Regions from separate parts of the Homo sapiens genome. Here all the other regions are linked to region 1. The links are chromatin loops, found by intact Hi-C in ENCODE. Cell type or tissue: mammary epithelial cell. All regions are shown on one strand. Links, peaks and the distances in the headings refer to the core of each region. The heading gives the core; the rest is flanking DNA.

What was found. Hi-C counts contacts between places; a loop is a spot of excess contacts. Peaks named below come from ENCODE experiments on the same cell type or tissue, not always from the same donor. Only the 100,000 strongest peaks of a DNase experiment are listed, where the experiment ranks them.
Region 2: a loop joins it to region 1, with 3 times the contacts of the local background. A loop is called at or near these places in 2 of 110 quality-filtered maps.
Region 3: a loop joins it to region 1, with 7 times the contacts of the local background. A loop is called at or near these places in 6 of 110 quality-filtered maps.

Annotation. Positions count from the first base shown.
Region 1 is chr3:44,911,046-44,918,786 of GRCh38, forward strand. It overlaps TGM4 (transglutaminase 4), which reads left to right. Exons shown (of 14, transcript NM_003241.4): 12 at 1-82; 13 at 225-361; 14 at 2,539-3,945. The coding sequence ends at 2,680. ZDHHC3 (zDHHC palmitoyltransferase 3) reads right to left here. Exons shown (of 7, transcript NM_001135179.2): 7 at 4,216-7,741. Among named protein-coding and RNA genes, the nearest start is that of TGM4, 40 kb to the left of the region's middle. In mammary epithelial cell, for the core only: CTCF peaks have their summits at 3,059 (motif pointing left) and 4,054; a DNase peak (open chromatin) is centred at 3,026.
Region 2 is chr3:45,008,030-45,015,757 of GRCh38, forward strand. EXOSC7 (exosome component 7) reads left to right here. Exons shown (of 8, transcript NM_015004.4): 8 at 3,206-3,442. The coding sequence ends at 3,310. Among named protein-coding and RNA genes, the nearest start is that of CLEC3B, 14 kb to the right of the region's middle. RefSeq lists an enhancer at 4,065-4,184. In mammary epithelial cell, for the core only: a CTCF peak has its summit at 3,238; DNase peaks (open chromatin) are centred at 3,192 and 4,222; H3K27ac peaks cover 2,118 bases.
Region 3 is chr3:44,645,643-44,653,370 of GRCh38, forward strand. ZNF660-ZNF197 (ZNF660-ZNF197 readthrough) reads left to right here. Exons shown (of 8, transcript NR_147692.2): 8 at 1-2,829. It overlaps ZNF197 (zinc finger protein 197), which reads left to right. Exons shown (of 6, transcript NM_006991.5): 6 at 1-2,829. It overlaps ZNF35 (zinc finger protein 35), which reads left to right and starts at 3,090. Exons shown (of 4, transcript NM_003420.4): 1 at 3,090-3,192; 2 at 5,299-5,617; 3 at 6,915-7,059. The coding sequence starts at 5,426. All of the region lies in intron 2 of ZKSCAN7-AS1 (ZKSCAN7 ZNF cluster antisense RNA 1), which reads right to left. RefSeq lists enhancers at 2,775-3,334, 3,213-3,382, 3,463-3,572. In mammary epithelial cell, for the core only: no CTCF peak of the experiment used is centred there; a DNase peak (open chromatin) is centred at 3,069; H3K4me3 peaks cover 1,260 bases; H3K27ac peaks cover 835 bases.

The DNA.
Region 1 (7,741 bases), core at 1-5,000:
CATTGCGGAAATTGTGGAGTCTAAGGAAATCATGGCCTCTGAAGTATTCACGTCTTTCCAGTACCCTGAGTTCTCTATAGAGGTGAGCTTCCTGCAGGCCATAAAGGGCTCCTTCTGCCTGGAAGTTGGCCATGGAGTGTGACGGGGCCCCTAAGAACCCTGAGGGTCCTTGGTTGGCTCATGCATATCTTCTCTCCCCATCTCTCCTCCCCACCCTACTACAGTTGCCTAACACAGGCAGAATTGGCCAGCTACTTGTCTGCAATTGTATCTTCAAGAATACCCTGGCCATCCCTTTGACTGACGTCAAGTTCTCTTTGGAAAGCCTGGGCATCTCCTCACTACAGACCTCTGACCATGGGTGAGTCTGCCTGAGGTATTCTTAGAAATATGCTTCTGGACATATATCTTGCACATGTGTGCATATTCCTGAGAAGTGAATTCCCAGTATGGGGTCACAGGGTCAAAATGTAGATACATTTTGCTAGTGCCAAATTACTTTGAGAAAAGATTGCATCAATTTATGCTCTACCGACAGATCTTTTTGATTCTTGCCAATCTAGTGGTTAAGTAATCTCATTGCTTTACTTTGCATCTGATTATTTGTGAGGTTGAATATTTCTTACATTAATTGACTCTCTCCTGTGAATTGCCTGTTCCTAACTTTTGTCCATTTTTCTACTGAGTCATTTATTTTTTCATATTGGTATGGTGTCTTTACACAGTAGAGTGTTATGTGCTGTGAATTTTTTTATAGCAGTTTTGTATTCAATTTTTTAAATTTGATTCTTATTTATTTTGAGGTGGAGTCTCACTTTGTTGCCCAGGCTGGAGTGCAGTGACACGATCTTGGCTCACTGCAATCTCCATCCGTCCCCAGGTTCAAGTGATTCTCCTGCCTTGGCCTCCTGAGTAGCTGGGATTACAGGCATATGCCACCACACCCGGCTAATTTTTGTATTTTTAGTAGAAACGGGGTTTCCCCATATTGGCCAGCCTGGTCTTGAACTCCTGACCTCAGGTGATCTGCCCGCCTTGGCCTCCCAAAGTGCTGGGATTACAGGCATGGGCCATCATGCCCGGCCGAACAGTTTGTATTTTTTTAAACACTAAGATGTCTTTCACCAGTAGAACTTTTAAATTTTAATGTAGTCAAATTTTTCAATCTTTTCCTTTACGGATACTGAATTTCATGTCATCCTAGGTGCATAGAAATATTCTCTTATGCTTTTTCTAGAATTTCCAGCTTTATTTACACAATTAGGTATTTATCTGGAATTTTTTTTGGGTGTGGAGTGATGTGGAGCTCCAACTTTGTCTGTGGTTTTCCTAGTACTTTGTAGCACTGCCTTTATTATGCTGTCAATTCCCATATATATCTGGGTCTCTGGACTCTTTAATTTGCTATTTCATTTGTCTTCTTCTAATATAACATCATACCACTTAAATTATTGTAGTCCTATAATAATTTTATATGATTATCATATCTACATATTGATATGTATTAGGCAAATCCCCACCCCACCCCCATTTTTGTCTATAGCACTTTTAGAATCATCTTGTCATATAATTTTAAAACAGCTGGGATTTAGATTGATACTGCATTGAATTTACCTATTTATTTGGGGGAGAATTATGCCAAATGACAATATTGTGTCTTGCCATCTAGGAATATGAGATTTTCCCATTTTTTTCCAGTCTTTTTTATCACCTTTAGAAAAGCTATATTGTTTTCTTTATATACCACTTGCACGTTATTAGTTGGGTTAATTCCAAGATGCATCAATATTATAGCTTTTATGAATGGAATATTTTTCATTGTATTTTCTAATTGTTTGCTGGACTATATGGAAATTGATTTTTGGCATGCTGATATATCCAGCAAAAAACTTTACTGAACTCTAATGTTTTGTTTCTGAGAGGTTTCTGATGGTCTGTTTCTTACAGGATGTCTGAATCTTCCAAGTAAAAATGAGTAGACTCCTATTTTCCTTAGACCACGATTTATCACATTTTAATGTGCACACAAATTACCTGGGGAGTATTGTTACAGTGTAGATTCTGATTCAGCAGGTTTAGGGTGGAGCCTCAGATTCTGTGTTTCCTACAAGCTCAGCTAGTATTGCGAAGCCCCAGAACACACTTTGAGTAGTGAGGGGCTAGCCAATTCCTTGCATGTGGATTCAACATAAAATACATGTTCCTCTTAGATTTTATGTAATAGATGACTGTTGCTAATACTCATGAAACAAGAACATCTGTAGTAAAGTCAGGCAAGACTCCAGGGAAGATTTGTGAAATGTCAGAGTTGGAAGAGCTTCTGGAAACCAGCTGGTTCACCCGTCTTGCTTTACATCTGAGAAAACTGATAGCAGCACCCAGGGTGCAGGTACACTGTGCCATGCCCTGGAATGGCCAGGACTTTTCAAAGAGGCTGAGCTAAGGCTCAGTTTCCTGGCTTCTCACCCAACTCATCTTCTCCCTCTTCCCATAACATCCTTGGCTGATTGTATGTCCGTATGTCTTTGAATTTTCCAGGACGGTGCAGCCTGGTGAGACCATCCAATCCCAAATAAAATGCACCCCAATAAAAACTGGACCCAAGAAATTTATCGTCAAGTTAAGTTCCAAACAAGTGAAAGAGATTAATGCTCAGAAGATTGTTCTCATCACCAAGTAGCCTTGTCTGATGCTGTGGAGCCTTAGTTGAGATTTCAGCATTTCCTACCTTGTGCTTAGCTTTCAGATTATGGATGATTAAATTTGATGACTTATATGAGGGCAGATTCAAGAGCCAGCAGGTCAAAAAGGCCAACACAACCATAAGCAGCCAGACCCACAAGGCCAGGTCCTGTGCTATCACAGGGTCACCTCTTTTACAGTTAGAAACACCAGCCGAGGCCACAGAATCCCATCCCTTTCCTGAGTCATGGCCTCAAAAATCAGGGCCACCATTGTCTCAATTCAAATCCATAGATTTCGAAGCCACAGAGTCTCTCCCTGGAGCAGCAGACTATGGGCAGCCCAGTGCTGCCACCTGCTGACGACCCTTGAGAAGCTGCCATATCTTCAGGCCATGGGTTCACCAGCCCTGAAGGCACCTGTCAACTGGAGTGCTCTCTCAGCACTGGGATGGGCCTGATAGAAGTGCATTCTCCTCCTATTGCCTCCATTCTCCTCTCTCTATCCCTGAAATCCAGGAAGTCCCTCTCCTGGTGCTCCAAGCAGTTTGAAGCCCAATCTGCAAGGACATTTCTCAAGGGCCATGTGGTTTTGCAGACAACCCTGTCCTCAGGCCTGAACTCACCATAGAGACCCATGTCAGCAAACGGTGACCAGCAAATCCTCTTCCCTTATTCTAAAGCTGCCCCTTGGGAGACTCCAGGGAGAAGGCATTGCTTCCTCCCTGGTGTGAACTCTTTCTTTGGTATTCCATCCACTATCCTGGCAACTCAAGGCTGCTTCTGTTAACTGAAGCCTGCTCCTTCTTGTTCTGCCCTCCAGAGATTTGCTCAAATGATCAATAAGCTTTAAATTAAACTCTACTTCAAGAAAACTCTGTGGTCCCTGAGTCCTTTTTTCTTTATGCCAATAAGCTTCTTAAATGTGCTGGCGGTTTATGCAGTCACTTGGGGAGCCATGGAATCCTTTGATCTCCCCAGGCAAGGTGCTCTGAGGAGTTGGCTTCTTTATTGTCTGTTCAGTACATCCAACCCCTCTCTCAAAGGCTGTCACCCCAACTGGATACACACCCTGGCAAAGGCACGTAGCTTGAATGAGGGTTATTTTGTGTCTAATTCACAGGAGAGTCATGGGTGGGATACCTGTCATCCTCTGCCTTTCCAGCTGTCCAAGTGAAAAAAACCTCAATCCTGGTCACCCTTGCCCAAGTTGCCCACATCCCTGGCATACAGTAGGTGTTCAATAAATGTTTATTGAAGGAAAGGTGACTGTTCCTTCTGCTGGAAATACCACAAGGGTGGTGACACAAACAAGAGTTTGGTCAGTCACTCCACAGCACAGTGTCCGATCCCAAGAGGTGATATAGCCCGGCACGGCCACTGTGTGGTGCCGTATGACACTCACTTGTCTCCCACACTGGGAATGGAAGAAAAGTAGCTTTCCTAGAGGTGCCTTTAGGGTGGCCCATAAGGAAGGACACTGCCCAAGGGTTTGAGCTGGGATCTCTTAATTAAAACAGGAGACTCCAGTCACTGAGGGTGAGCAAAGAGCTTTTTATTCAAAGAAAGAGGCAAATTGCACCCAATCTCTCTCCCTGTAAGATCTCATCTGGTTTTGACATCAGTTGCAATGCTTTCAGTCTGAGGCTAAGCAGAATGTTATGCTGTGAATGGTCACCACAGAGAGACCACTGTGTTGCTGGTGTGGGGAGGCGAGGCTCAGGGTTGGACAGGTTAATTACCTACATAACCCTGGCTGTGGCCCAGCCCAGCACCTCCCAGAACAGGGACTGACATGGCTGAGGTCTACCTTGGAGATGGGGTCAGTGAAGAGGGGAGGCAGGGTCAGCCTCTGTGCAAGTAAAATGCCCCCTCACCCCAGCCTTCCTTTCCAGAGCAACCAATCTGAAAACAGAATTGCCTTTGGGGCTGGTGTTGTACCTCTGCTTTCAGGCCAAGATGGATTCCCTAGAAGAGGAGTTTGAAGCCCAATGTGCAAGGACATTTCTCAAGGGCCATGTGGTTTTGCAGACACTGCTGTCCTCAGGCCTGAACTCACCATGGAAACCCATGTCAGCAAACAGTGACCAGCAAATCCTCTTCCCTTATTCTAACTGCTGCCCCCTAGGAGACTCCAGGGGGCAGGCATTGCTTCCTCCCTAGTGTGAACTCTCTGGTATTCCATCCACCATCCTGGCAGCCCAGAGCTGCTTCTGGGTTAGGACAACAAATAGGGGGCCCTACAGTCAGAGCAGCTCTTACCCAAAGTGGTGAGCGTCAACTTCCTGTCCAGATTGCAAGTTAATGGCCTTTACAGCTGACTCGGGCTCCTATGTCGTCATTAATAAATATTAAAGCTGATAAGGACCAAGAAAGTGGGCCTGCAGCCTGAGTGTGGGAGGCCCAATGTCTTTCTGGTTGCTCTGTTGATGTTAGAATCCCACCATCACCCCTCTCGTGGGTCATAGTTGGAGAGCTCTGGCAAGGGTTAGGGCAGAGGTGGCTTTGTGAACACTGGGCCCTTTGAGCAATTAACCCCAGGCCCTAGTGGGTCATCAGTTGTAGAGAGACGGTCTCTGGCAGGATCGTTGCCCTTCACAGAGTGTCCAAAGATGCTGTCCAAGAACCAGGATGCTGCTTGGCTCTTTTCTTTCTCACGGTCGCCAGTTTCCTTTCTCAGCATCCTGAGGCTGCACCTCCAAACACTGACCTTCTTCTCCTCTGAACTGCAGCCACAGGCCCCTTGGGGCCAGGACTCATGCCCTTTTGCCTGGAGCTGGAAGGGGGGCCCTAACACTGAGGTCTTGCAGGGGCATGCTCTGCTGAGTGCCTGTGCTCCTGCCAATCCTGACGCCAGTAGACGCTGGGGAAATGGGCCAAAGAGAGGAACAAAGGCACGTGGAGGGAGTGGGTGGTGAATCCACTTCTTATACCAAACGGGGATAAGAACCCTTCTGTTGGGCTTTGTGCAGAAGATGCTGCTTCAGCAACCACTGGAATGGGGTTTAGGAGCACCAGAACGCTGCTCAGACCTTCAGCAGTGGTCACAGACACCACAGGCTTCAAATGGGGTGAATAGAGGGCAGACTCATCCTGGTGGGGTGTGTGTGTGTGTGTGTGTGTTTGTCTATCTTCCTGATTCATCTGATTCATCAATCAGCAGACCCTGGCCATCACCCATCTTTTCAGAGACAAGATGGGCACCAATTTGGGAGAACTGGCCTTTTCAAACACACAGGCAGGGTTTATGGTCAGTTCTACCTACATGTGTTATTAGACTCCCTCCAAGAGGTAACATTCAATTAAGTTCTCATGCGAGTGGTTAGGGAGTCCCCAGTAGCTCCAAAGAGGTCCTTCCCATATCCACATCTGTGAATGGCTAGATATGTAGCCACAGGCAGGACAGCTCCCAGCTGTCTCGCTCAGTGAAGACTCCAGTGTCTGTGGAATGGGGGCTCATTTTCGGTGCTACTGTCTTAACTCTGGCTCTGTCCATGCTGGACATGTCCTGCACATGTGTGTGTAGAGCTTAATGCAGGGTCCTCTTTGAACCATGCCTGGCCCTTGCAGGTAGATGTGGCAGCCACCTCTACCTCCTAATTTCGGCAGGCAGCATGGGGAAGCCCTTTCCAGGGAGTAGCTGGCAGCTCTGCAGTCTTTCCAGGCTAGTCTCCCCTGATGTCAGTGTCCCAACCCAGGTCCCCAAGGCAAGCCCTGCCCGGTCCTTCTGTCACAACCTTACTTCTCAAAGCCAGGAGCCAGGGGCCCAGCCTTCCCAAGAGAAGACAGAAATCCTGGGGAAAGCCAAAGGCAAGCTCTTTTCTGCCCCTGGGATGCCCTGTTCAAAAGCTCCCTTTGCTGGGCGGAGAATGTGAAAGCCACCCAGTCTTGGAGAACGGTTCTTGATGAGCCGTCTCAGTGCAGACTCTTCTTAGATGAACTCTGAGAAAGCCCCCATCCTCCTCTGATGTCCCCAGCCTACTCCCGACCCCCAGACCTGGCCCAACATGGAGAGAAGAAGGAGGGGAAATGGCAAGGCCAAGCGAGTGGCTAAGGGAAGCACTGGGGGTGCTGGGAGCGCACCATGCCCATAAGCCCCTTTAGCCAAAACCCCAGGATGAAGGTTGACAGCACTTTTTAGTGTTTGCTTCTCTCCCCACAGCAGCATCTATTCATCTGTCACCTCCACAGAGTCCTCGTCCTTTGTCTCCTCTGATGGATCCTCCATTGTTTCGGTGTCTGACAGCGATGTCACCTGCCGCACCATGTCTTTGTCACTGGGGATCTCTGGCTGACACGGTCTGGAGAAGGGGTTGAACCAGTTCAGGGAGAAGTCCCCACCAAAGGTCTCCTTTACTGACTGCCAGCTCCCCATGTGCTCCCTGGGCTGGTTCTTTCGTTTGAGGCGCTCGATGCCCTGCAGGGAGAAGGGGATGAAGAACATCGTCAGCGTGGTGCTGGGCTGTACAGCTCACATAGACACCCCCAGCTATAGCATAGCAGTGGCGGGGGGGGGGGCGGGGTGTCCACGGCATGGGTAAGATGGGGTCTGAGTGGGCAGTCTGTTGTGGCCCAGGTCACCCCCGGGAGGTCCCTCAGAGGACTGCTGGGGTGTGGGTGGACAGCAGCGTGGAGGAACACAGCAAGCAGGGCCCGCCTGGTGGACTGACGTGTTCTCCACCCACCACCCAGCCCTCCCCTTCTTTCCTTCCACAAGTGCAATGCCAGATGATGGGCAGGGGCTAGGCTGATGAGTGGCTGAGGCATAAGGGGGACCACACATCCTCTGAGGCCACTACAAACTGGTGATCCCCTCCTAAATATTTTTGGCCACTCCCACCAGGGTAGATAGGGGCTGCAAACACAGCAGAAGGACGATGGGGTTAAGGAAGGAGTGCAGGACACAAACAGCATGCGAGGTGAAGAAGCGGGTGCTCGTACAGCAAGTGCCAACATGCATTAGGCAGCCGGAGGGCACACAGGACCACTGTGGGGAGGTAAGGCTGGGCTCAGGCCTGCTCATGCAGCAGATCCACCCTGCAGCCTCTTCCAAGCTGTCA
Region 2 (7,728 bases), core at 1,095-6,094, 98 kb after region 1:
TTAAATGGAGACAAGCAGGGATGGTAAGAAATCTGACCCACTGGAGTTGGGTTGGGTTGCCCTCATCCCTAGCAGAGCCATCAAGGCGCTTCTACAGTTCTCTGTACTGTTTGCCCCACATGTCTGTCACCTCACTGGCCTGGAAGCCCCGCAGGGCAGGGACAGGGTCCTGCTCACCTGTTTCCCAGACCTTCTTTCCCCTATATCCACCTCACCTTTCTGACTGATTGACTGACTGAACTTCCAGGAACAGAGTTAGCAGGATCTGATTATTCATACTTTCTTGCAACCTCTATATCACCACACATGCCCAGAGATCATTGCTTAATAGCAAGCACTCTTCTTTTGTGTTTAGAAACAATGACTTCATACTGAAGAATCCAAGAACATGACATCTACTTTCTCTCTTTATCATGTTATTTAAAAGGCCAAAATGAGCACTGTATATAGCATGGAGTTCCCAACCATGGGCTGTGAGGGTGTACTGCCCTGGCTGCAAACCTGGCTCTGGGCCATAGTCCCCCTCATCTGCAAAGTGGGACTGATAATAGTAATATCTGCCCAGACACTGCTGAGGTTGTTATTAGGATGATGTGAGGTGTAGAGGAGAAGCACATGTCACAGTGCCTGATATGTCATCAGTTCTCAGCTAATGGCAGCTCTTATTCTCTGTGCTCCATGAAGCACCCTGAGTTCAAATTTCTCCAGACTTAATGCTGCATAAATTCTACCAAAGTCCTCTAGGCAAGGGACTGTCAAACCTTGTTTTAGAAGGTACTCTTCCCCCTCCCAGGAGAGTTTATGAGAATTTCTTTAAACAGCAACAACAAGCACAGTAAACAAATAGCTGGAGTTTATTGTGTGCGTACTATGTGCCAGATACTGTTTTCACTGCTTTAAATATATCATTTAGTCCTCAACAACCTGTGAGGTAACTATTATTATTGTCCTCATTTTTACAGATGAGGAAACTGAGGCACACAGAGGATAAGCAGCTTGCCTACAGGCCTCCCTGCTCATAAATACTGGAGCTAGGATTTAAGCCAAGACTGTGTGCGTCCAGAGCCCCTGCTCCCAGCCACTGTGCAATGTCAGCCTTATAAACCAGATCTGCCCTGGCTGTCATAGATGGCAGAACCAGAGCTCTGTTCAGTGAGCTGAGCTTTGTCCTCCCCTCAGGTTTGGGGAGTGAGGTCTGCTAACTCTGGACAGGGGACTATAGCTCTGTGGCCCTGTCTTACTGTTTATCTCACACAGGGATGCAGCAATCTGGAAAATGACTTGGTGGAGCTGAGAGCCTTGGGGGTAGTTGTGCAGGCTGCCACCCCTAGCCTCTGCAGTTGCTTTCCTGCATCTGGATTCAGAGGCGTCAAGGCCCTCTCAAGTCCTGGCATCCTGTCCATCTCATCTCCTCTTGTTGTCCTCTCTCCCCACCCTCATGTATATGAATAATCAGTACCCCTGTTTGACAGATTCAGACTTTTTTTTCTTTTTCTAATGTTATGGGAAAATCTTTCCAAAGGCCCTTTTTTTTTTTGAGATGGAGTCTCACACTATCGCCCAGGCTGGAGTGCAGTGGTGCGATCTCAGCTCACTGCAACCTCCGCCTCCCTGGTTCAAGTGATTCTGCCTCAGCTTCCCGAGTAGCTGGGATTGCAGGTGCCCGCCACCACTCCCAGTTAATTTTTTTGTATTTTTAGTAGAGACGGGGTTTCAGTATGTTTGCCAGGCTGGTCTTGAACTCCTGACCTTGTGATCTGCCTGCCTCAGCCTCCCAAAGTGTTGAGATTACAGGCATCAGCCACCACATCCAGCCCCCGAAGGCCTTTTTGACCTTTAACCCTGACTTTGCATTTCATAGAGGTGATCACTTCCCAGCCTTTTAGATCGAAATCATCTTTTCATAAGAGTTTTAGTCATACTTGGGATCTCATCCCATGTTACAGTTAGGGGCCAGGGGAGAAGACACACAAGTCATTACTCTGGGGAGGATACACCTGTAACTGAAGAGATTGAGGCAGGGATTTAGGCATGGATGTTTTTATCTCAACATTGTTGAGAATGGAACCAGTGGCAGAGTTGAATCCACACTGCTATGGGAATGTGAAAGACCTGATAAGGTAGAGATTTGTGGTTGGTTCTTTGTATTCTTAAAATGATTCTTGGGCCCAGAGACAGAATAACAGTTTCATAAAGAAAAATATATTTTTTTATATTGGGGTGGTGGTTGTTTTTTGAGACAGGGTCTTGCTCTGTTATCCAGGCTGGAGTACAGTGGCACAGTCACAGCTCACTGCAGCCGTGAACTCCTGGGCTCAAACAATCCTCCCATCTCAGCCCCCTGAGTAGCTGGGTCTACAGGCGCATACCACCATGCACAGCTAATTTTTAGTTTTTTGTAGAGATGGGGTTTCACTCTGTTGCCCAGTCTGGTCTTGATCTCCTGGCCTCAAGCAAAATCCTCTTGCCTTGGCCTCCAAAAGTGCTGGGATTACAAGCATGAGCCACTACTCCCAGCCATATTGAGTTTTTTTGTTTTGTTTTGTTTTTGTTTTTGTTTTTTTTACCTCTCGTGTCTGCTCTGTAGGGACTGATTATTAATTTTGTGGGTTGTCCCTCTTGATGTGTTTCGATTCTAACATTTCACTGCCTTTAGCATCTCAGCATGGCAGTAAACACCAAAGATCCCATCCAGGTACTGACTTTGGTCACACCTGAGCAGTTCTGCTTAGAGGCTTCATGGGAGGTGAATGAGAAGCTGCTTACTAAAATGTCCTTGGCATCATCTGTTTCTTCTCCAGACAGACTCTGGATTCCCTGTGGTCTCCCTATAGTACAGTGTCACCTGGCTGTACCCAAGCCCAGATTTGATTGACAACTTTGTTGCTTGTTGCAGTGGCAGCAGGATAGTGAAGCATGAGCTAATGGCCAGGGCAGGCTTTGCTGCTCTCTGTTTGTTGCCTGGTGGGGGCTGGTGTTTGTCTCTCTTTTTTATTTTTTTGATATGACGATTTTTACAAAATTTATTATGTTGTTGGGGTCTGTGGTTTTTGTTTTAATTTGCTTTAATTAAATAAAAGTCCTCTAAGGCAGATGGAATGTGTACAATGTCAGAAAGACTAGCTGGCAGAAAGGAATGCTTTTCTGGTCAGAGTGTGTGTGCCTTACAAGGGGGTGTGTGCTCTCTCCCGTCCCTTCTCCACAGACTGGCAAGCGTGTGGGCAAGGTACTGCATGCCTCCTTGCAGAGTGTTGTGCACAAGGAAGAAAGCCTGGGGCCCAAGAGACAGAAAGTTGGATTCCTGGGATGATTTGCACATCAACTGCTCAACTGTGGATTGTTTTTTACTTTTCCTTTTAAACCGGTTCGTATATATTTTTCTTCGCTGTTACGAATTTACAGCAGCATTTGTACATGTAAAATTAAAGGCTATTTTCTGGTCTGGTTTGGTATGTCTAGAGTTCTTCAGTTGAAGCCAAGGCACCATTCAGTGACCCATCTGGGTCTGGCCCTTATCTAGTGAGTGGCAGACAAATCCAGAGCTCTGCCACCAAGGGAGACCCCCACAAGCTGGAGTAAAGACCTGACAGAAACTGGTTTACAGGAAATGCTTATGATATGTATTTTGTGAATTTTTTTCCCCTTGAAGAACTTTAAAAATAAGAATCACAAAGAAAAGTTCATTCACCTTGTGTATTTGGGTGGTTCTGGGAGAGGAAAAAAGAGGAGGCACTCTGCTGCAGGTACACACCCAGGGCGTCTGTCTGTCTGGTTAGCCATCCCAAATCCTGGGAAAGTCCAGCTCTGACTTCCTGCCCTCCAAGAGATCCGAATGGAATTCCCTAGGTTCAGGGGCTTTAGTGGCAGCCACTTTGGCCCTTAGCCATCCTTTCTTATCACTCTTGTTTTGAAATTGCTTTGTGTTTTATAACCACTCCCTGGTGTTTCCTAAGATTTTGTTTTGTCAGCATTAAGAAGGCAGCTTTCAAGATGTTGTCATTTGATAATTCAGCTGCCTTCATGCTCTCAGCATTGAAAGGAAGACTATGCTTGCTGGCCCAGAAGGCTCTTCCTATAAGCCTGTAGTCTCACTGTGCAGTGTGTTAAAATTAAGTCTCTTCATGTGTAGAGCAGCCTTTGTTTTTTTTTCTAGGGGAACTGAAACTCCTAAATCTTAAAACACCCTGGGGAAGGAGCTGATTCACGAAGGAGAGCGTTTCAACCGTGGCATTTGCTCTCTGCATTCCAGTTAGCAAATGGGGTAAGGCGTTAGGAATTTATCACCAAATGGAAAGAACATAATGTGAGCTGAAGCCCTTGGGACTGCTTCCAGAGGTCCTGGTGTGGGCGTTCCTCCCAGCAAGGCCAGGTCCATCCCTGTGGAGAGAAGCAGCTGCCTAGACTTGGGCTTAATGGGGGAGCTTCTGCCCTGTTGAGAGCATAGCCTGGGTTTTCATCTTTTATGTTTCTTCAGTGACTATCTACAGGCACCATGACAGTGTTCCCAACAAGGCAGAAATCAGCCTGGTCTCTCCTTCCCTGCTCCTGGTTGACTGCCCGTGACATGACAAAACATTGGCAGTGGTGGCGCAGAGATGCAACTCGAGTGTGAATAAAGTTTAGAAGCATTTGCTTTTGATGGTTGATTCCAGTGGATCATTTTGAGATGCATAAATTAGAATGGGTACTGTCATATATGTCAGACTCAGCTCTGCTTCACTTCCCTTCAGACAGACAGATGAGGCTTTGCCATGCCAGTGGTATGACAAGCAGCTACCAGCTTGGATGGCTGGCTAAGCACTTCCAGTAAAAATGGAGAAAGAAGAGAAAAAGATGGTGGAATCTGTTTCTAGCCACCCCATACCTTTCCCTGAAGGCCACCCCTACATGTAATATACGTATATTGCAAATGAAACAAAACACCATATGAGCAGGGACTCTCCAGGAGAGGCATTTATTGGAAAGATCTGATTGTTGCAACTGTCAGAGTGAGAGAAGAGAAAACTGAAGACAGAGACTGGCAAAGACTTGGAAAAATATTATCCTGGGACAGACCTGTTTGATCCAGCAGAGCCACAGCTGTCTTTAGTGGTCTTTAAATAAACATTAGGTAGAAGAACATTGAAGTTGGTCAAAGTAAGGGCGGAGTATAAGAAATGCAATGTTAAATAATATTCAAGTGGGTTTTTGTCTCTGATTCTTTAGTCTTCCAAATCACGAGTTAATTTTTTTTCTTTTCTTTGTTCTTAGAGATAGGGTCTCACTCTGTCACCGAGGCTGGAATGCAATGGTGCAATCATAGCTCATTGCAGCCTCAAACTCCTGGGCTCATGTGATCTTCCCACCTTCCTGGGACTGCAGGCATGCCACCATGCCCAGCAAATTATTTTTTTAAAATGAGGGTCTCACTATGTTGCCCAGGCTGGTCTTGAGCTCCTGGCCTCAAGCAATCCTCCTGCCTTGGCCTCCTAAAGTGCTGGGATTACAGGTATGAGCCACTGCACTGGGACATGAGTTTAGATTTTTTTCTCGTTGTTGAGACGGAGTCTCGTTCTTTTGCCAGGCTGGAGTGCAGTGGCGTGATCTCACCCACTGCAGTCTCTGCCTCTCGGGTTCAAGCGATTCCCCTGCCTCACCCTACTGAGTAGCTGGGACTACAGGCGTGCACCACCACACCTGGGTAATTTTTTTTATTTTATTAGAGACAGGGTTTCACCATGTTGGCCAGGATGGTCTTGATCTCCTGACCTTGTGATCCGCCTGCCTCGGCCTCCCAATGTGCTGGGATTACAAGCGTGAGCCACAGCACCTGGCCGAGTTTAGAATATTAACAGTAGTTTGTTTGCTCAGTAAAGCCAGTTGTCTAACATACAAACTGCCAGTAGAGAATAAGTCTTCGCTATTCCAGACTTTTTGGAAAACAATCTGGCAGTGTGCATTAAAAGCCTTAAAAGACCGGGTGTGGTGACTCACGCCTGTAATCCCAGCACTTTGGGAGGCTGAGGTGGGCGGATCATGAGGTCAAGAGATCGAGACCATCCTGGCCAACATGGTGAAACCCATCTCTATTAAAAATACAAAAATTGGCATGGTGGCACACGCCTGTAATCCCAGCTACTTGGGAGGCTGAGGCAGGAGAATTGCTTGAACCCAGGAGGTGGAGGTTGCCGTGAGCCAAGATCGCGCCACTGCACTCCAGCCTGGCTACAGAGCGAGACTCCTTCTCAACAAAAAGCCTTAAAAATGTTTGCCCTTTGACCTAGTAATTCTACTTCTGGGCATGTAATCAAAGTAAATAATTTATGATACAAGGGGAGTGGAAACATTAATACAGAGGAGTTTATCCCAGTGTTATTTATACATCCCAAATAATGGCCATAAAGTAACTGCTAGTTAGTGGGGAAACAATGTTCCATGCATTGCTAGATGCCTCTGATGGATTACCTTCTGTCCTCAGCCTCGCCTCTGCCTCTACGGCAGTCAGACCGTAGCTAATAGATTATGTGTTCTGAGGGTTAAGACATGGGCAGCCAATCAGGATTTTACTCAACTTGTCAAAATTAAAAATAATAATAATTGGAGCATAAAAAGCTTATGTCAACCACTATAATGGGAAATTCCAGTCCTTCACCCAGTTTCCGTAAGCCAGTTCACAGATCAAAGTCCATTGACAGGAGGGAGGTTGGTGTCTTTAAATAAGAATCCTGTAATATCACCATCAGCACCTACAATAATAGTTCTCCAGTCTGGAATACCAGCATTGAGGAAAGGTGATTTGAAGCCTTTTGAATCTGGGTTTTGACTTGATGCCTGTATTAGGAGACCTGAAATGCCACCAAGGCTCTCCAGTCAAAGGGGATGGGGGATGGAGGCTAGGTAATAAATGGATGGTACAAGTAAGTCTGGCTCACAATGGTCATTAGGTCCTGGGATAATTTCCTTCCCCAAATGTGTAGGTGGGATGGATGTGGTACAATTGAGATGTCATAAATGGGATGGAATGAAAACCACAATGGTAAGAAGGGTCAAGGTTGGAAACTGCCTCCCTTCCCTGGCCAAGATAATAAATCAGAGACAATATTGGATCTTGGGAGAAATTGCAGAGATTAGGACCAACATCAAAGACTTTAAGGATGCAAGGGTAGTTGTCCCCGCCTCATTGCCATTTATCTTATCTCTGTGGCCCCTGTAAAAGCCAGGTGAATCATGGTAGATGACCACCAAACACACGAGAGAGCTCCAATTTCCACTGCTTTGTTGGATGAAGTATCTTCACTAAGATTAATCAGCACAGCCTCCAATGCTTCGTATGTGGCTATAAGTTAGGAAAATTCTTCCTTAATCCCCATTAACAAGAAGGGTCAAAAGCAGATCTCTTATGTGGAAGGACTGCAAAATGTGTTCAGTGTCTTGTCAGCGGTCTATGTTAATCACCTACTTTTTGTCACAGTGATATCTTCAGGGCCATCGCGCTGATCTATTTATGTTGATAAAATCATGTTTATTAGATCTAGTACATAGGACGTGGAAAGCCGTTGGAAGTCCTAGTAAAAGACACATGCCTGAGAGGGTGGGAAATAAACCCCATGAAGATTAAGGAGACCACCACACTGATAATGTTTTTAGGTATCCAGTGGTGTGGGGCATTCTGAGAGATACCCCCTCTAAGGTGGTAGATTTTGAACCTTGCACCCACCCTCATCCCCACTACCCTCACTGAGAAGTACA
Region 3 (7,728 bases), core at 1,095-6,094, 260 kb before region 1:
GTTGAGCTGATGATCCCTGCCACAGTCATTGTGAATTCTAATCAATATTTCATCATTGCTGTCAAATGATAGCCTGTTACTAATGAAACAACATTCTGTCCCAGCACTAAATTTACTGGGACATAAATTTTTCACATGGAGCCAAGCTCTTCACTGATTAAGCCAGTGCAGAATCCACTTGTGGGCAGTCAGTGCCCATTACCCCCTGTGAACCATTCTGTGCCCTTGAGTACATTTGTGGGTTTAACTCAGTCTATATTCTTAAGTTGGTAATTTTTATGTTGTAATTCTCAAAGTTCTGTTTCTGTAGCTGGACTATGAATAATACCTGAATATGAAGATTGTGTTTTTTAATAATGTCAAAGTGGTGTGTTGATTATCATAAATGTTATTAATTCAACCCCACAGTTTCTTGGGGGCTGGTTCCTCATTAGAGTGAAAGGTAGCCAAGAGTGAAAACTGGAAGGGGCCTAAGGCTTAAAGTCTTAAGACCTGGATGTGGTTCAGGTTTTGCCATCTGCCTCAGAAAAAATCTCTTCAGTTCTTGGAGCCTTGAATTCCTCATCTGTTAAACAGGAGGAAGAATATCTACCTCACAAAGTTCTTATGAGATAATGAATATAAAAATGTTTCATCCAGGTTGTTGAATCATCCCAGCTTATATAATAATTACAAAGGACATATGTACTTTAACAATGGAGAATGCTGTGATTTACCTCTTCACCGAGTAACAAAATGTCACATTGCTTAGATTGAGACAGCCCACATAATGTGCCACCTTCTGTGATGTAATAAGCTGAAAAATGTTCAACCTGAATTTAATCAAGCTTCTTGGACCTCATTGCCAGGTTACAGGAAATACAGGAGGCAGAGGAACAAATAAAAGACACCACGAGAAACAGACACATCCAGAACGTGGAATATTGCATAAGAAAGCTGCCCTGGATTCTTCAAAATATTATTATGATGAAAAAGAGAGGGGAGTGAAAATTGTTCAAGCTGTCTTGAGTCTGCTGTGAGTTTATTATACCATTCTCTGCTTTTGTGTATGTATGAAAATTTCGATATGAAAGGTATAAAACATGGATGAGGAGGCTTGTTTTTAAAAGATAATACTAGAGAGCCGTTAGGTACTAAGAACCAGAAATAGACTCACATAAATGGCCAATTGATTTTTGACAGGGGCAAAAGCAATTCAATGGAGGAGGGATCGCCTTTTCAGCAAATACTGTTGGAGTAATTGGATATCCATAGGCAGTAAACCAACAACTTCAGGACCTAGGACTGAGCTAAGAAGGCTCAGATGACTCAAAAGCATGCTCCTTAGAAGGAAAAAAAATGTTAAATTGGACTTCATCAAAATTAAGATAATTTACCCTGTAAGAGACCTTTTTACAAAGATGATATTACAGGTTGGGAAAAAATATTTGCAAATCATATCCAACAAGGGATTTGTATGTAAACTACATAAAGAACTTTCCAAATTTAACAGTAATAAGTAAATACAATTAGAAAATAAGCAAAAGACAGACATTTCACTGAAGTATAGATAGCAAATAAGCAAATGAAAAGATGTTCAACATCATTAGGCATGAGGGAAATGCAGAGTAAAATCGTGAGATATCACCTATCAGAATAGCTTAACTTTTTTTTTTTAATGGTGGTAACTGCTGGCAAGGATGAAGAGAAACAGGATCTCATACATTGCTGGGAATGTAAAATGGTACAGCCACTCTGGAATATAATTTGGCAGTTTCTTGTAAAACCACACATGTATATGTCATGCTTCAGGAATTGCACTTCTGAGCATTTATCCCAGAGAAATGAAAACTTGCGTTCACACAAAAACCTGTATACGAATGTTCATAGCAGCTTTATTTGTAATGGTCGAAACCTGTAGGCAACCCATATATCCTTCCTTAGGTGGTTAAAACAAATTGTGGTTTATGTATTACCATGGAATACTTGTTACTCTGCAATAAAATTGACTTATTGATATCCATAACAACTCAAATAAATTTCAAGGGAATTAATGCTGAGTGAAAATAATCACAAAAGGCCATATTCTGTATGAAAATATTCATATAACATTCTCAAAATGATAAAACTATAGAGATGAAAAATGGATTAATGGTTGCCAAAGGTTAGGGATGGTGGGAGGAAAAATGGGGAGAGGGTTGGATGGAACTATTAAAAGGTAGCACCAGAAAGGTCTTTGTGGTGATGGAACACTTGTGTATCTTGATTGCAGTGGTGGTTACACAAATCTATAGGTGCTATACCTATACACACATACTGTACCAATGTTGATTTCCTTTTTCATTTTATGTAAGATGTAACCATGAGGGGAAAGTGGGTGAAGGGTGCTATCTTTGCAACTTCCTGTGATTCTATCATTTCAAAATAAAAAGTAAAAACCAACAATGGCAACGAAAACCCAAAACTAAAGAGCTGTAACCAACTAAAGTGTGTGAAACTGATTTGAAAAAAAGTTATAAAATACATGTTTTAGGACAGTTGGGAAATTTGAATATGACTGGTTATTAGATGGTATTAGGGAATTTTTGTTGATTTTCTTACCTGTGACGGTGGTGGTAGTTTGAAGAATATTCTTAATCTTAAGGGATGCATGTTGAAGTATTTGGAATGAAGTGTTCTGATGTTTACAACTTTCAAAAAAATGATTTTAAATATGTATTGAGAGATCAGGCAAACATAGCAAAATGTTCATTGTTGAGTCCACATGGAAAATACGGGTATTCAATGTGCCATACTTTCAACTCTTCTGTACTCTGATATTTTCAAAATAAAACATTTGAGGGGAAATTATCAGGGCTTTCTACAGATTAATGCTGTGTAGCTTCAGGCTCTTGGGTGCGCGCCTCGCCTGAGTGTCTCATCCCTGCTTGGGATGCGCCCCTCCCTGAGGCTCACTTAGAGCTTCCAACAGCACAATCCTCCTAAGCGCTTCTGCCCCATCCCTGGTCTGGGGCGACATTGGACACCCATCGAGAGGAAAGCACCTCCGAGGTTCCTAGAGAGGCCGGCTTGGCGACTTGGGGAGCCGGAAGCCCATCCCGAGGCACTTCCTGTCCGGTCATTGTTCTCGTGCCGGTAGAAGCTGAAGTACCGGTCAGCCAGCCTCCTGCTGCAGAGCCAGTGAACTCAGGTCGGGCTTCTCAGCTGCGCACAGTGAGTGGGGTCGGAGGGGGTGGGCACGAACGTCGAGGGAGAAAAAGGGGCTCTCCCAGGGGCCATGGCCCTAGGAGCGGCCCCTGCGTCCTTTCCCCGGGGACACCAGCCTTGTCTGTCGGGGTGCGGGGGGCAGTGAGTTCCCCACCGCCTCGGAATCCCGGCTGCTGCCCACCTGGGGCCTGGTCCGGGAGAGGATGCACACGGACCGGCCAAGGGGCCAGATAGGTCCCAGGGACAGGGCCGCGAGGAGCCTATACGTGGAAAGAATGGATTGCCACGTTTGGAAATAGAGAAAGGACGTTGAAAGGGAGCCTTTGATAGAGGGCCCTGTGCCGTCTGGGACCGGAGGTCCGTCAGAATCTGATCAGAAGTCTGATGAGAGTACTCACTGTAGGCAGTCTTATACACAAGGTGGAACTAGTCTTAAGGACCTTCATACCAGATTGAATTCGGATAGTGATGGAAAGAATAGTCCTCCAGAATTAAGGTTTGTCACAGGAATGAAAGTATTGCATTACTTAATAAATTCAGTGTATACAGTAAGTGGCCAGTAAGTTGACATGGGGAAAAGAGTATGATCACTTCAATAGCAGCAACAGGGGATTGAATAAGATTTCGCACCCTTTTCCAATAAAACATTCAAAGGGGGTTAGAAAGAAAAATTTCAATCTCTTCATAAGCAATCAAACTAGTAAGGTTATTTTGCTCACAGGTTAAAAACAAAAACCCTGCTGGCTTAGCTGTGATAAAGGGTTACTGTCAATTAGTGGGGGTGTGAATTGGCATGGTGCTTTTGGAAAGCAATTTGACAGTACATATCAACCAGCAAATCCTTGAACCAGTAATTCTCTGATTATTCTAAAGGAATAATTCAGCAAAAAAAAAATATTTACAAAGAAAAACTTTTAAATATTAATAAAATGGAAATATAAACTTTTACTAAATAAATGGTTCATAAATAGAATATGATTAAGTAAATGATAATATAGCCACAATTTAGAATACTATGCCAGAATGAGGTAGTTCTATATGTGTTGTATTGAAAGATTGTTAAGACTATTGTGAAATACGGAAATTGAGTTAAAAAACAATGCAGGTTGCTGAACAGTATATAACTGTGATGATCTAAAGTATGTTTTTGAAAAATAAGCAATATGTGTGAAGGTGAACATATAAGTATGTAAATGCAGAGAAAATGGGTTAGGACTCCCATCTAAACTGATAAGTACTTTGTGTGTGTGTGTGTGTGTGTGTGTAGTGTGTGTAGGTTATATATTTAATTCTATATATTTCTGTATTACTTGATCCTTTTTCAATGAGAGTGAAGATTTATCAACACCATAGGTTATTGTGTAGCATTTAAAATAAGCATGAAGAATGGCAACATGAAAGTAATCTTTTTTTAAATCTTAAGTGTAATATTTTATCTCACAGGACATTTGGAAGCTATGGAAAATGTAAAAATCAAACAAAAAAAATGAAAAGAACCTTAAAACTACCTGTAATTACACCATCCAGAGTTAACTACCCACTGCTAACACGTTGGTATAAAGACTCCCAGTCTTTTTCTTGGGATCCTTTTGTTCACATTATTTTGTATCCTTGGCAATAAAAAATCTTTTTGTTGTAAAATCCTTTTTTAAAAAATGCTATGATGATAATTGTGAAAATATGTATCCCCAAAGTCAAAAACAAGAATTTGTAAAATCATAATTATTAGTAGTATGGTTGGAGATTTTCCTTTGAAAGAAATATCTTAAATCTTAAAATGTATAGTGGTTATCTCTTTGGAGGTAGACCGAGATGATTTTTCTTAATCATTTGCTGCTTTTAAGTTTTTACAATAAAAGTAAGTTAACTTTTAATCAGGAAAAAATCAATAAACATTATATAAAGCTGTTTGCAATGTGGTTATTATGGGAAGATATTACATATTTATAGTCCAACCCCTTCATCCTATGAGGGAGGAATAGAGGATTCCATGTCCTACATTGGCCCCTGGCCAGGCGCTGGTGAAATTTGCCGGTGTGGCATCCGGCAAATTTGCTAAGTGGCATCCAGCAAATCTCTCCTTGGTGCTAACAGTGTTTTCTGATTTCTCAGTAGGCAGTACTCATCTTGGCCCTGGGAAGAAACTCAAGAAGAAGCTTTTGAAACATAAAGCTTGGATGGGGTTTGACCTCTGCAGGGCAGCGCCCAGCTATAGGAGTTCCCCTGCTGAGCAGAGAAGATGACTGCAGAATTGAGAGAAGCCATGGCCCTAGCCCCATGGGGCCCAGTGAAGGTGAAAAAGGAGGAGGAAGAAGAAGAAAACTTCCCAGGTCAGGCATCCAGCCAACAAGTGCACTCCGAGAACATCAAAGTCTGGGCCCCAGTGCAGGGTCTTCAGACAGGCCTTGATGGATCAGAAGAGGAAGAAAAGGTAAACGGGGGCCTGAGAGGAAGAGGGGAGGAGATACTTGAAGACCTCAAGTAGTTTAAGAGGGGACTCTGCCCCTCTGCTTCCACACCTGGAGTCTTATTTCTTGGGTACAATTCTAGCTTCCAGTCTTTTGTAATAGGATAGAAACATTCCCTTCTGATTGATGTGACATTCAGTACTTTCTGTAAACCAGTGGTTCTCAAATTTTGCTACACAGAACCTGGAGAGCTTTTTATAAAATCTTGATGTCCATACTGTATTCTATTCCTATTAAATCAGAATCCGTGGTCCAGGCACAGTGGCTCACACCTGTAATCCCAGCACTTTGGAGGCCAAGGCGGGAGGATCACTTGAGGTCAGGAGTTCAAGACCAGCCTGAGCAACATTGCACACCTCGTGTTTTGCAATGCCGAAATACAAAAAATTAGCTTGGCATGGTGGCACGTGCCTGTAGTCTCAGCTACTTGGGAGGCTGAGGTGGGAGGATTGATTGAGCCTTGGAGGCATAGGTTGCAGTGAGCCGAATTCATGCCACTGCACTCTAGCCTGGGCAATAGAGTGAGACCCTGCCTCAAAAAAAAAAAAAAAAGAATCTAAGGGTGGGACCTGGGTATCCATGTTTTTTTAAAACTCTTCAGGTAATTTCAGTCAGGTTTTGACAATGCTAACCAGAGCTTCTAAAACTTTAATGTGCATAGGAATCACCTAGGGGTTCTTGTTAAAACAGTTAAAGTTCAGATTCTGATTGAGGATGTCTGGGGGTGGTCTGAGATTCTGTGTTCTTTGTTTGTTTGTTTTGCAAGCTTCCAGGTGATGCAGATACTGCTGCTGATCTTTGCACCACACTTTGATTCATGAGGCTGTACACTGTGCTGTCCTTAATGTTTCAAACACACCCCTTACCATTACTAGTCAAATGAGGGCAGAGGTTCCCCCAGAGCCTTTCTGTAATAATATCATCAAAACCTTGCTGCTTTGATCTTTAGATCCCACAAAAGTTCACTCTGAAAATTCTTCCCATATGCTCTCTCCTCTTATCATGTACTCACTGGTAAGCTAGGTTTAGATTCTGGAGTGAGCAGTGAGGTGCAATCAAAGTAATAAGGAAGAAAGTAGCTAGCTTGTTTCTCTGCCCAACTCACCCTGGGGGTTGGAGGAGACTCTGGCTTCCTTTTCTGTTTTTAAAAATTGTTCTATGGCCTCCAGGAATAGATAATTATGTTCTCATTCTCAAAATTGTAACCACACTACCCCCTACCACCAGTTCCCTCTTAAACATGTGCCTGCTTGTCTCTAGGGTCAGAACATATCCTGGGATATGGCGGTAGTCCTGAAAGCAACTCAGGAGGCACCTGCTGCTTCAACCCTTGGCAGCTACTCATTACCAGGGACTCTGGCCAAGAGTGAGATACTGGAGACTCATGGGACCATGAACTTTCTAGGTATGGTTCAGTTCCCTGATTCTGAATCTGACCATTGGGGTTTCTCAAAATCTTTTCAGAGACTGGTGGGCATCCAGTCTCCTAGGTTGACCAACAGAGTACTGAGGTATTGAAAGTGTCCAGGAAAGCTGGAAAGAGGAATGCTGAAATGCCTGTGCATTTGTCATGGGAAGTGGCTTATTTTGCACACAGGCTCAAGACACTAGACAAACATAGGTGTTGTGCTGAAACCTGATCAACACCAATATGGTACCAGGTTCAAGAGGCTGAAGAAGAGACCCAGAGCCAGCAAACAACATAGAATTTTACTAGGTGTTTATGTACAGGGTAGACAGTCTAGAGGCAGTGGACTGGGCACGGGAGAACCACATGGCCCAGTGGCACAGGCTGGACAGGAGAGCTGCAACTGCTTGCAAAAGGCATGCGGTTTATGTCGCATTTTCACTTAACACCCTCTCCCTAATGACCTCCACCTGGCAGCCTTAATTTAACCCAAAACAAGGGGCCTCAATCCCCTTTAAGGCCCGCATTCCACTGAAAGGGGTGGGGAATGGATAAGGAATGGATCTCCAGGTTGGCCACTTCTGGATTCCTTTGCTTGGAACTCCAAACTATATTCAGGTGTGTCTGCCATACAGGATCATTCTCAGGGTATGCTTAAGTTGTTGC